2 separate regions of the Homo sapiens genome follow, and region 2 is linked to region 1. The links are chromatin contacts, found by Hi-C or POLR2A ChIA-PET in ENCODE. All regions are on one chromosome and are shown on one strand. The core of a region is the stretch at or near the end of the contact, and the rest is flanking DNA. Distances in the headings are between cores, read along the strand shown.

Region 1 (4,977 bases), core at 677-3,176:
TGAAACCCCGTCTCTACTAAAAATACAAAAAAATTAGCCTGGTGTGGTGGCATGTGCCTGTAATCCCAGCTACTCAGGAGGCTGAGGCAGGACAATCGCTTGAACCTGGGAGGCGGAGGTAGCAGTGAGCCAAGATCGTACCAGTGCACTCTAGCCTGGGTGACAGAGTGAGACTCTGTCTCAAAAAAAAAAAAAAAAAAAAAGAGAAAGATATTGCTGATTGCTGGGCACAGCAGTTGCTCAATGCCTGTAATCCCAGCACTTTGGGAGGCTGAGGCAGGAAGATTGCTTGAGCTCAGGGTTTGGGACCAGCCTGGGTAACATAGTGAGATCTCATCAATACTAAAAATAAAATAAATTAGCTGGGCATGATGGTGCATGCCTGTGGTACCAGCTACTCAGGAGGCTGATGTGGGAGGCTCGCTTGAGCCTAGGAGATCCAAGCTGCAGTGAGCTGTGATTGCACTTCTGTACTCCAGTCTGGGTAACAGACCGAGACCCCGTCTCAGAAAAACAAACCAAAAAACTGATATTGCTGATTAAAGCTTTCACTTGAAAGCCTCAACAGTTAATCAGAAACGTACAATTTATAATTAGTGTAAATTGAGCATAATAATTTTATTATAGCTTATCTCAGTGTATTCATTTGATGATTTAAAAATATAAATATAGGAGTTTTCATCCCTTAAATTTATGTCAGAATTTAGAGACATGTTGTATTATTCTTTGTGTTCCTCCATTTTAGGTTGATTGTATAATTTTTCCAGGTTTTAAATATATTTAGGAGATATTTATACCTTACATATGCTGTTTGGGGTATTACAAATTCTAATCCCAGAATTACTATAGATAAAACCATAAATATAAAATGATAGGGGCCTATTATCTTAGCATTTTGTTAGTCTGCTTTTAGGAACCATTTGCTATGGCTTACCAATACAATTTTCTTTCAACATTAGGATCCTCTTTCCTTGAAGAACTACAGGAAACACAAGCTCGGGAGTTATTTTACATAACAATGAGGATGAGATGTTATTTGTTTATAAGTTATTCAGTGTCTAAAAGCCTTAGGGTACCAAACATAACACAAGATAGAAAAGAAACAAATTTGCCTTGACATTTAGCTGTAAATTGAAATTAATTCATATAAAATACTGAGGTGAAACACTTCAGTTGTAGAGTTTTGCATACTGCTTAGCTTTCATGATTTTGTCACTTTAGATTTTAGTTCAAAAGTGTGCTTTTAAACTGTATAAACTCATTAGCTGCATAAAATTCTCCAGCTATCCACTTTTTCCTATATTTTCTTACTCTGCAGGTGAAAACAGCATTTTTAATATTTAACATTCTTAAGTGATCTGTTTCATGTGGATTGTTTTTCGTTTTCTTGTCCCTGGCCCTACCTCTTCTGGAGTCAGCGCAGGCTGGTGGGTGCGCTGCCAGATCTGGGTGTGCGTGTGTGGTGTCAGGATACCATTATTGGGAAATGGATGACTGCAAAACAGTGAGGCCTACTTGTAGGCAGATGACATAACCAGCAGCTCACTGAATGCCATTGCCAAGACAAATAGGTTTGAGCTCTCCCCTCTTGGTGGCTGTTCTCGTCCATGCTGAAAGTCATTGCCACCCTTGGCTCTGCTTTTCTCTAACCTGGAGGAGGTTGCTGAAATTTCTGCCCAACGGAAAAAAAAACCAAAGGGACCAAAACAGGATGTAAGCAAAGTTTTAATATTCCAAACCAGGAAATAAATGATGAAATGCAGAAAAGGCAGGGAGGAAATTCTAACTGGCACCAAGTTGGGAGGTCAGCGTCAATAGCCCACAAGACGCTGACGAGGACTTGTAGTTCCCGAAAGTTCTTTAACTTGTGTTTCTTGTGAGTTGAAGTAACACATTTTTTATTCCTTCTTCATCACCACCCTTTCTAATTCCCAGTCATCACCCTTAGTGCCCTGGGAGGGCATGCAGGAATGGCAGGAAGTGCCAGGACCTCACTTGGACAGATACCCTCGGTGGCCACCCCCTTCCAGTGTCCATGCTGTAGGCGGACCCTAGGGCCAGGCCCAGAGAGCTTTCTAAGGTGCATTTCCTCTTAAGTAAAACATAAATTAGAGAGCAGGAAAATGTTGGCTCTTGATTTTTTTTCAGGGAATTTATTTAATAAATACTATTTTAATACTAAAGATTTTTAAAAGAATGATTACCACTTTATTGCTTGCCTCTCAAGTGTGCCTTTAGCCACTGCTCTGTCTCTAGCACCTAGAACAGGGATTGGCAGTGTTAGAAGAACAACTTCAGCCAAATTAAATTTAAAGAAGTTTAAGTGAGCAACGAATGATTCACGAATTGGGTAGTCCCCAGAATCACAGCAGATTCACAGAGACTCCAGGGATGCCCTGTGGTCAGAATAAATTTATAGGCAAGAAAAGAGAAATGACATACAGAAATCGGAAGTGAGATACAGAAATAGCTGGATGGGTTACACCTTGGCATTTGCCTTATTTGGAAAAGAGTTGAACACTCAGCAGTGTATGACTGGTTGAAGCATGGCTACTGGGATTGGCCAAGACTCAGCTATTGTTACAGCTGCATACTCCTAAATTAGTTTTTCACCCTTGTCTACCTATTAGACAAGGTTGGTCCACAAGGACTCAAATATAAAAGTACAGAGTCCTTCTCAGGCTATACTTAGTTTGCTTTCACAGCAGATACTACATACCCATTAAGTTTTCATGAAATGAATGTGTGGTCCCCAGATCATCAGCCTCAGAATCTCCTAGGTGGTCATTACAAAATAACTATTGGGTACTAAGTTTAGTACCTGGGTGATGAAATAATCTGTACATCAAACCCTCATGACACGAGTTTATCCATATAACAAACCTGCACATGTATCCCTGAACCTAAAGTAAAAGTTAAAAACAACAACAAAAAAACCAAATGCAGTTTCTTGAGTCCACCCTGGCCCTTCAAAATCAGGATGTTTGGGAGAGAGCCCACAGACTCTGCATTTTAAAAAGGGCTTCCCCACCAGATCCATTGGTGCTCCCAGATTTGAGCACTCTTGCCCTACGGACACACCACTTGTTTCCAATTTCCTTGTTGCTTTTCATATATGTTGTAACGTGATGGATGAATTTGGTTCCCGTCCTCTATTTCATGCCCCATCACAGCAATATTATGTAATGGATATCCTCAATATAATGAATGAATGCTAATATTACATAATGAATATTTGCCTGGTTGTTATATTTTAATGCTGTCGGACAAAATTGACACTCTCTTTATTACCTAACCATTTCCCTATTGTTGGGTTATCCACCTCTCTACCCCAACTATCTTCCCTTATTCTGTAATGCTGCAAAGAGTATGAAATTTAGACATATATCTTTGTTTTATTTTTTAGCTATTTCCTTGGTGAGCTGGTCATACTTCTAGAAGTTTCTTGCACACAGGAGATCTAATATCCAAAGGACTCCCTTCATGGCTCCCTCCCTCCGTCCCTTCCTTTTCCTTCCTTCTGTTCTTTCTCTCTTTTGCTCTTCCTTTCCTTAGTTCTTTTTCTCAAAAAAAGGCATTGGAAAGCTATTAGCATTTAAATAGCACTTTATTTTTTTTTCCCTTGAGATAGGGTCTTGCTCTGTTGCCCAGGCTGGAGTGCAGTGCTATGAGCATGTCTTACTGCATCTTCAACTTCCTGGGCTCAAACTATCCTCCAACCTCAGCCTCTCGAGCAGCTAGGACTACAGGCACGTACCCCACATCCATCTCATTTTTTTATTTTTATTTTTTGTAGAGATAGAGTCTCGCTATGTTGCCCAGGCTGGTCTTGAACTCCTGGGCTCAAGCTGTCCTGCCTCTGCCTTCCAAAGGGCTGGGATTACAGGCCTGAGCCATTGCACCTAGCTGAGCACTTTCAATTTCTGCTATCTTGCCTGCTTAACAAGTAACATTCCCTTTTAAGGGAAAAATAATCCAGGGTCACTTTTTATTAAATTTTACTAAGAAATGGCAAAACTGCTTAATGGAGTTGAACCAGGATTCTTAAACAGCTACTTGAGTTAGGCACAGAGTTAGGCACTTTTAGATTCAGTCAGAAAGAATGTTTTTTTCCTGGAACTCAACTTTTTTCATTTGAGAAATATGAAAATTGGCCCACAAGCTATATGATGCTGCCCTGTCACAGTGGAGGAAAACAATGCCCAGTTCACAAATAAGTTTTGAGTTCTGTAGAATGAATATATTTCTTAATTGCAGGATATCTAATGACTTGTACTGTTGTTAAGGTGTACAAAGTAAGGCTTTCTCAAACTTTCTTGAACATGAAACTCTTTAATATGTTGTGATACTGCTTCTCTACAGAATATTCTTCTTGGAATACTCATCTAAAGCAGTGTTTTTCAAATTGTAGGACAAGATTAGTGACTGTAGTGAAATCTGTACTGTGGATTACAAACCAGAATCTATATACACACATATATATATACACACACACACACACAATCACACACACAATTAGTGCATCACATATAGTAGGGTATTGTTTCCTGAGAAGTTTTTTTTTTTTTTGAGATGGAGTCTCGCACTGTCACCTGGGCTGGAGTGCAGTGATGATCTTGGCTCACTGCAAGCTCCGCCTCCCGGGTTCAAGCGATTCTCCTGCCTCAGCCTCCCGACTAGCCGGGATTACAGGCGCCTGCCACCACGCCCAGCTAATTTTTTGTATTTTTAGTAGAGACAGGGTTTCACGATGTTGGCCAGGCTGGTCTCAAACTCCTGACCTCGTGATCTGCCCACCTTGGCCTCCCAAAGTGCTGGGATTACAGGTGTGAGCCACTGTGCCTGGCCCTGAGATGATTTTCTTTTTTCTAGGGCATGAGTGAAGGTTCAGAGAGAAAAAGGGACATTTTCAAAGAATGTTTCTCCATCTTCTCCCAGCAAAAGAAACACAGAACAAAACAAAAATACAGCCAATCT
Region 2 (4,977 bases), core at 1,024-3,523, 210 kb before region 1:
GAGCTACCATGCCCGGCCAGTTGTTGTTTCTGAGGATGGTGACGGAACTGCCCTGAAGTTAGTTGCATCCTTTCCATGGAAGCCTGTTGGGAAAAGTCTAAGAGGCCTAAAGTTGAAGTGAACAGGTGAGCTCTCTTCACCCACTACATTCCCTCTACTTTCCCCAAAGCCTGTGTTAGGCAGGCCCCAGCCCAATCAGAGGCAGGTGGATCTCGGAGTGTGGCATGTTCTGAGCCACTCAGAGCTTTTTTGATAGGTTCCAAAAAAAGAGTTACAAAGGGTGGCCCCAGAGCCTGGTTGTCTCTTCTCCAGTCCCAAGATAGATAGTTTGCCTCCAATTATCCCCTACATCATGACAAGCATAAGGAGAATTGCAAGGAACATTCTGGACTCTACTCTTATGCCCTTCTTTATAAGCAGAAGAACCAAATCTTGGCACTGTTTTTAGTACTTTTGGCCAGTATGACAGAACAGGACACTAAGTGGCAATCAAAATAACCCTTCCCACCCCTGGCCCTATCACCCTATATCATGTTGCTAATTTCTCCGCTTTGAAGAAAATCTTCTTCATTGGAGAAATGAAGCTCTGTTGCTCATATACTTGTTTGTTGGAATGTTGACTTGTTTGCATTGTAGAATAAGGGCTCCAGGAGGGCAGGATCCTTGTCATCTTCCTTGTTACTGCTGTAACCCCAGCATCTGGAACAGTGCCTGTTACACAGTAGGCACCCAGTGAACATTTCTGGAATAAATGAATGGTACCCCAGTGCTCAGCACTGTGCCCTTGCTGTTGATGGGCTTTTGCCAATGATCACCTCTCAGTCTCCAATCCTCCCTGTTGGAATTTGTATCCTGGCTTTCCCTCTGAGCCCCTGCTTCTGGAGCCCCTGAACAGTGAGGGGCAGATCAGAGGACCTCCCTATCTCCCCAACATCATCTACTTGTACCTGGAATTGACTCTTCCCCTATGCTAAGACATTCATCATTTTTTTAGAAATTTGGGTTTGGGACTCAGAGACTCTGGTTCCTAAGTCGAAGTCAGTGCTTAAAATGAGAGAGTGGAGTGGTCTGGTCTCATGTATGATCAAAGCAGAGGAGCCTGTATGCAACTGAAGAGAAGAATAAAACTAACTGCAGAGAGGATGTGAGGAGATGAGAGGAGAAGAGGGAAGTAGGGAGAGAGCGAGAGAGTCTGGGCAAGTGAACTTGCTGATTTGAGTGTGCTGGTTTTTCAGTTTTTCACCTAGTCCCTGGAGACCTGGCTGTACTCTTCCAGACATACTTCCAGACTTGGCTATTTCTTTCAATTCACATTAGTTTGGTTGGTTTCTATTTCTTGCAAACAAATAATGTCTAATGACAAAATCCTACCACATAGGAGCCATCCTCAAAATATTTGCTGACTTGAATGCATTTTTCTTTTTTCTTCCCTTTTCTTTCTTTCCTTTTTTTGGAGACAGGGTCTTGCTCAGTCGCCCAGGCTGGAGTGCAGTGGCACAATCACAGTGGCTCACTGTAGCCTCAACCTCCTGGGCTCAAGTGATCCTTCTGCCTCAGCCTCCTGAGTAGCTGGGACTACAGGCACACACCACCACATCTGGCTAATTTTTTTATTTTTTTATGTAGAGACAGGGTCTCACTACATTGCCCAGGCTAGTTTCGAACTCCCGGGCTCAAGTGATCCTCCTGCTTTGGCCTCCCAAAGTATTGGGATTACAGGCATGAGCCACCACGCCCGGCCACATATTTCACTCATTCATTTGTTAATTTAGCAAGTATTTATTGAGCTGGTCTCTGGGCTAAAAGGTAAAGGGACACAGATATGCAAAAACTAGACACTGTCCTGCCCTTGTGGAATTCTAGCAGGAATGACAGCTATTAATCAAATAAAGACAAGAAGAGACATAATGAATTTAACTTTGTAGCACATGCTGCCTACTATGTACCAGGAATGGTGTTGGGCTAAACAAAGACACCTAAGCCATAATTGAGATGATGGACAGCATGGTCTGCTCAGAATAGGGAATACTCATAATATTGTTTATTGAAGAGCTGATACATACTTTATCTGATTTTACCTTCAAAATGATTCCATGAGATTGGTTTTAGAATATGCCCATTTTATAGGCAAGCTAGTAAAACTAGGCCTCGCCAGGGTTAAGTGACTTATCCAAAGTAAACAAGGCCCGCCGGGCGCTGTGGCTTATGCCTGTAATCCCAGCACTTTGGGAGGCCGTGGCGGGTGGATCGCTTGAGCCAGCAGTTTGAGATGAGCCTGGGCAACATGATGAAACCCCATCTCTACTAAAAATAACAAAAATTAACTAGGCATGGTGTGGGTAGTTGAGGATGCAGTGAGCTGTGATGGCGTCACTGCACTCAGTCTGGGTGACAGAACAAGACTGTCACCAAAAAAAAAAAAAAAAAAGAAAAAAAGAAAACGAGGTTGGACAGAGGCAGAGCCAGAATTGAAAGGCAGTCTTCTGTCTCCAAAGCCCAGGGTTTTTCATTTTCCTCCTCCACAGAATATTGCCTCTTCCATGAGACAGTAAGTGTGGAAGAATAATACACATCGTACAACCCTGCAGAAATGAGGCAGAAGGCATCCAGGCAGGACTGGGCTGTGCTATTTTTAGGATAATCTCTGCCAAAACAATGCAAGCAGCAAAGGAAAGAGGAATTTAATCAGCTCCCTCTGCTGAAGCTACTACAGTGTGGGTCTCAGCGGGTCTATCTGCAGTGCTGTATAAATGCCCGGGGTCTCGCAGGGAGACAGGGTGGATGGCTGAAGTTTGTGAGATCTGCGGTCTCATACCCAAATTGCCCAGACAGCCAGGGTCTGGTGCCCGAGTTTTATATTCAGGCACTGCAGTGAAACGATAAACAGCCTGGTCACAGAGCTTCCCAGACGCTCAGACCAGAATCAACCAAGCTCATCACAGCTCACGATTACGTGAAAGGACTCGGCTAAACCACGCACTCCTGACGGAATCTTATTTTCCTCCCCTATCATCTCACATTACGGACAGAAAGGATAGAAATAACCTTCTCAGAGCTGTGAAAACGAATGTCAATAAAACCCCCAGAGCTCCCTCGGTGCTTTGGAAGCAGTAACACTGTCTTCAGACAAATCTTTCCTCGGAAGAAGACAAGATCGTGAACTAGCTGGGGTTTTCATTTGGCTTTACAAGACCAAGCCCAGCAAGGAGCAAGGGGAAGAGCTGCCAGGGCTTTAGCAGCCCGAAATATCTCCACACCCACTGCTGGTGCCTGAAATTCCACCAGGAGACTTGCATTCCTGGCTCAAGATGTTGCCTTTCGTGATGCTATTTCTGGACTTTGCCTGGGTTCACACCTGAAAGCACACATTAAAAGAAATTCTGCGCATTCTGCGGTTGTGTTTCTCAAAGCGCGGTCTGCAGAGCCACCTGCATCAGCAGCGACTTTATCAGATTAAACATCTAGATGACTGGACCCCACTCCAGGCTGGAAGAATCTATACTTCAGGGAGTCAAGCTTCAGGAAACTTCGTTTTAAACAGGCACTCCTGTTAATTCTTAAGGGCAATAAAGCTCGAAAACCATGGTTCTATACTGTGTGTTTTCCTATCAGTATGCCCGAATACATTGCACATAAATAACTGGTTCTAACATCTTGTCCCTCTAGATCAAGTGTTCTCAACCTCAATGCTATCAACATTTTAAGCCCAGTGATTCTTTGTGTAGGGGAAAAGAGATTTTTCTGTGCATTATGAGATGTTTAGCACCATTCCACTAGATATCAGTAGTAACACCAAAAGTTATCAGTAGTAATTTTTGGTCGTGACGACCAAAAATAGCTCCAAGCATTGCATTGATAAATGGCCCCTGGGGAACAGAAAATCCCCTCCTCTGGGGAGTGAGAAGTATGTTTTAGGTAAATGGCTCCTAGCCTTAACTACACATTAGAAACCCTCAAGGGTCTTTTAAAAACTTGGATCATTGGGGTCCTGCCCCAGGAAACTTATTTTACAAATCTAGACATCTATATTTGTAAAAATTTCCCAGGTAATTCTAAACGGCCAGAGTTGAGAACCACTGCCCTAGGTGGATGCTTGAAGGCAAGGGTCCATGTATGTGTTTGTGATTTCATGGAATGTACAAACACCCAAGGCACAAGATGGGATTACTTGAGCACCTGTGTACCATCAGGACCCAGCTAGGACAATATAAGCTACCACTTCTGAAGCTAGCAAATAGACAACGTCAGCCAAATAAATTACAAATTCCCTCCCACCCTACCCCAGATATAACCTAAGTTAGTCAAATTGTAGTTAAGACTAGACCTTTTCTTGACGGCTGGGGGAATAGATGATTTTATTTCCACTAGATGATACCATATGGAGATGTGACAGCTGGAAAAGCTGATATCATTTTGCCACCATCAAGGAAGTCAGCCAAAAAATGAAAAGGACACTCCAAGGAGGGCAGCACCAAGAGAATCACAGAGAAACAGAGCTGGAGACTTGGTGAAATTGTGTCTGAATTCCAATCTGTCACAGGCCTCTTCATTTGCAAAATAAATCACCCTTATTTTTTAAGTAAGTCATTTTGATCTGGGGTTTCCCTTACTTGCAACCAAAAGCATCCTCATTGATGTATTGCTCGAAGCTAATATCCTCTTGCAACTATGTTATATTGCTAAGAGTCTTGCTACTCAAAGTGTAGCCCTTGGGCCAGCAGCCTCAAAATCACATGGTAGCAGTTTAAAATGAAGAATCTCAGGCTCCTCTCCAGATCTACTGAATCAGAAGCTGCATTGTAACAAGATTTTCGAGGACTGGTACAAACATCAAAATTTTAGAAGTACCTGCTTAGATAACGGATCTCTCAAGCACTGGGCTAGGTGATAGGGAGACAATGATAAGCAAAAGCTGGACATCGTTATTGGCTTCCCTAATTTGATTAGATGCCCTGTTACATACTCAGTAACACCTCT

Evidence for each region. A loop is a pair of places that touch in the nucleus more often than their neighbours do. ChIA-PET counts read pairs that join two places held with the same protein, here RNA polymerase II (POLR2A). Pooled maps may share reads with other maps.
Region 2: POLR2A ChIA-PET joins it to region 1 with 19 read pairs in BJ. The contact joins two enhancer-like sites. A Hi-C loop is called at or near these places in 1 of 50 pooled maps. POLR2A ChIA-PET finds 5 or more read pairs at or near these places in 3 of 52 experiments (BJ, WTC11 and activated CD4-positive, alpha-beta T cell).

The regions. Positions count from the first base shown.
Region 1 is chr3:65,943,165-65,948,141 of GRCh38, reverse strand. The region is part of intron 1 of MAGI1 (membrane associated guanylate kinase, WW and PDZ domain containing 1); the gene reads left to right. All of the region lies in intron 1 of MAGI1-IT1 (MAGI1 intronic transcript 1), which reads left to right. Among named protein-coding and RNA genes, the nearest start is that of MAGI1-IT1, 8.9 kb to the left of the region's middle. Within about 2 kb of position 1,926, at least 14 of the 41 ENCODE cell types and tissues checked have a DNase peak (open chromatin) inside an H3K27ac peak, as active enhancers do.
Region 2 is chr3:66,151,992-66,156,968 of GRCh38, reverse strand. It overlaps a transcript of SLC25A26 not described here. Among named protein-coding and RNA genes, the nearest start is that of SLC25A26, 67 kb to the left of the region's middle. Within about 2 kb of position 2,273, at least 6 of the 41 ENCODE cell types and tissues checked have a DNase peak (open chromatin) inside an H3K27ac peak, as active enhancers do.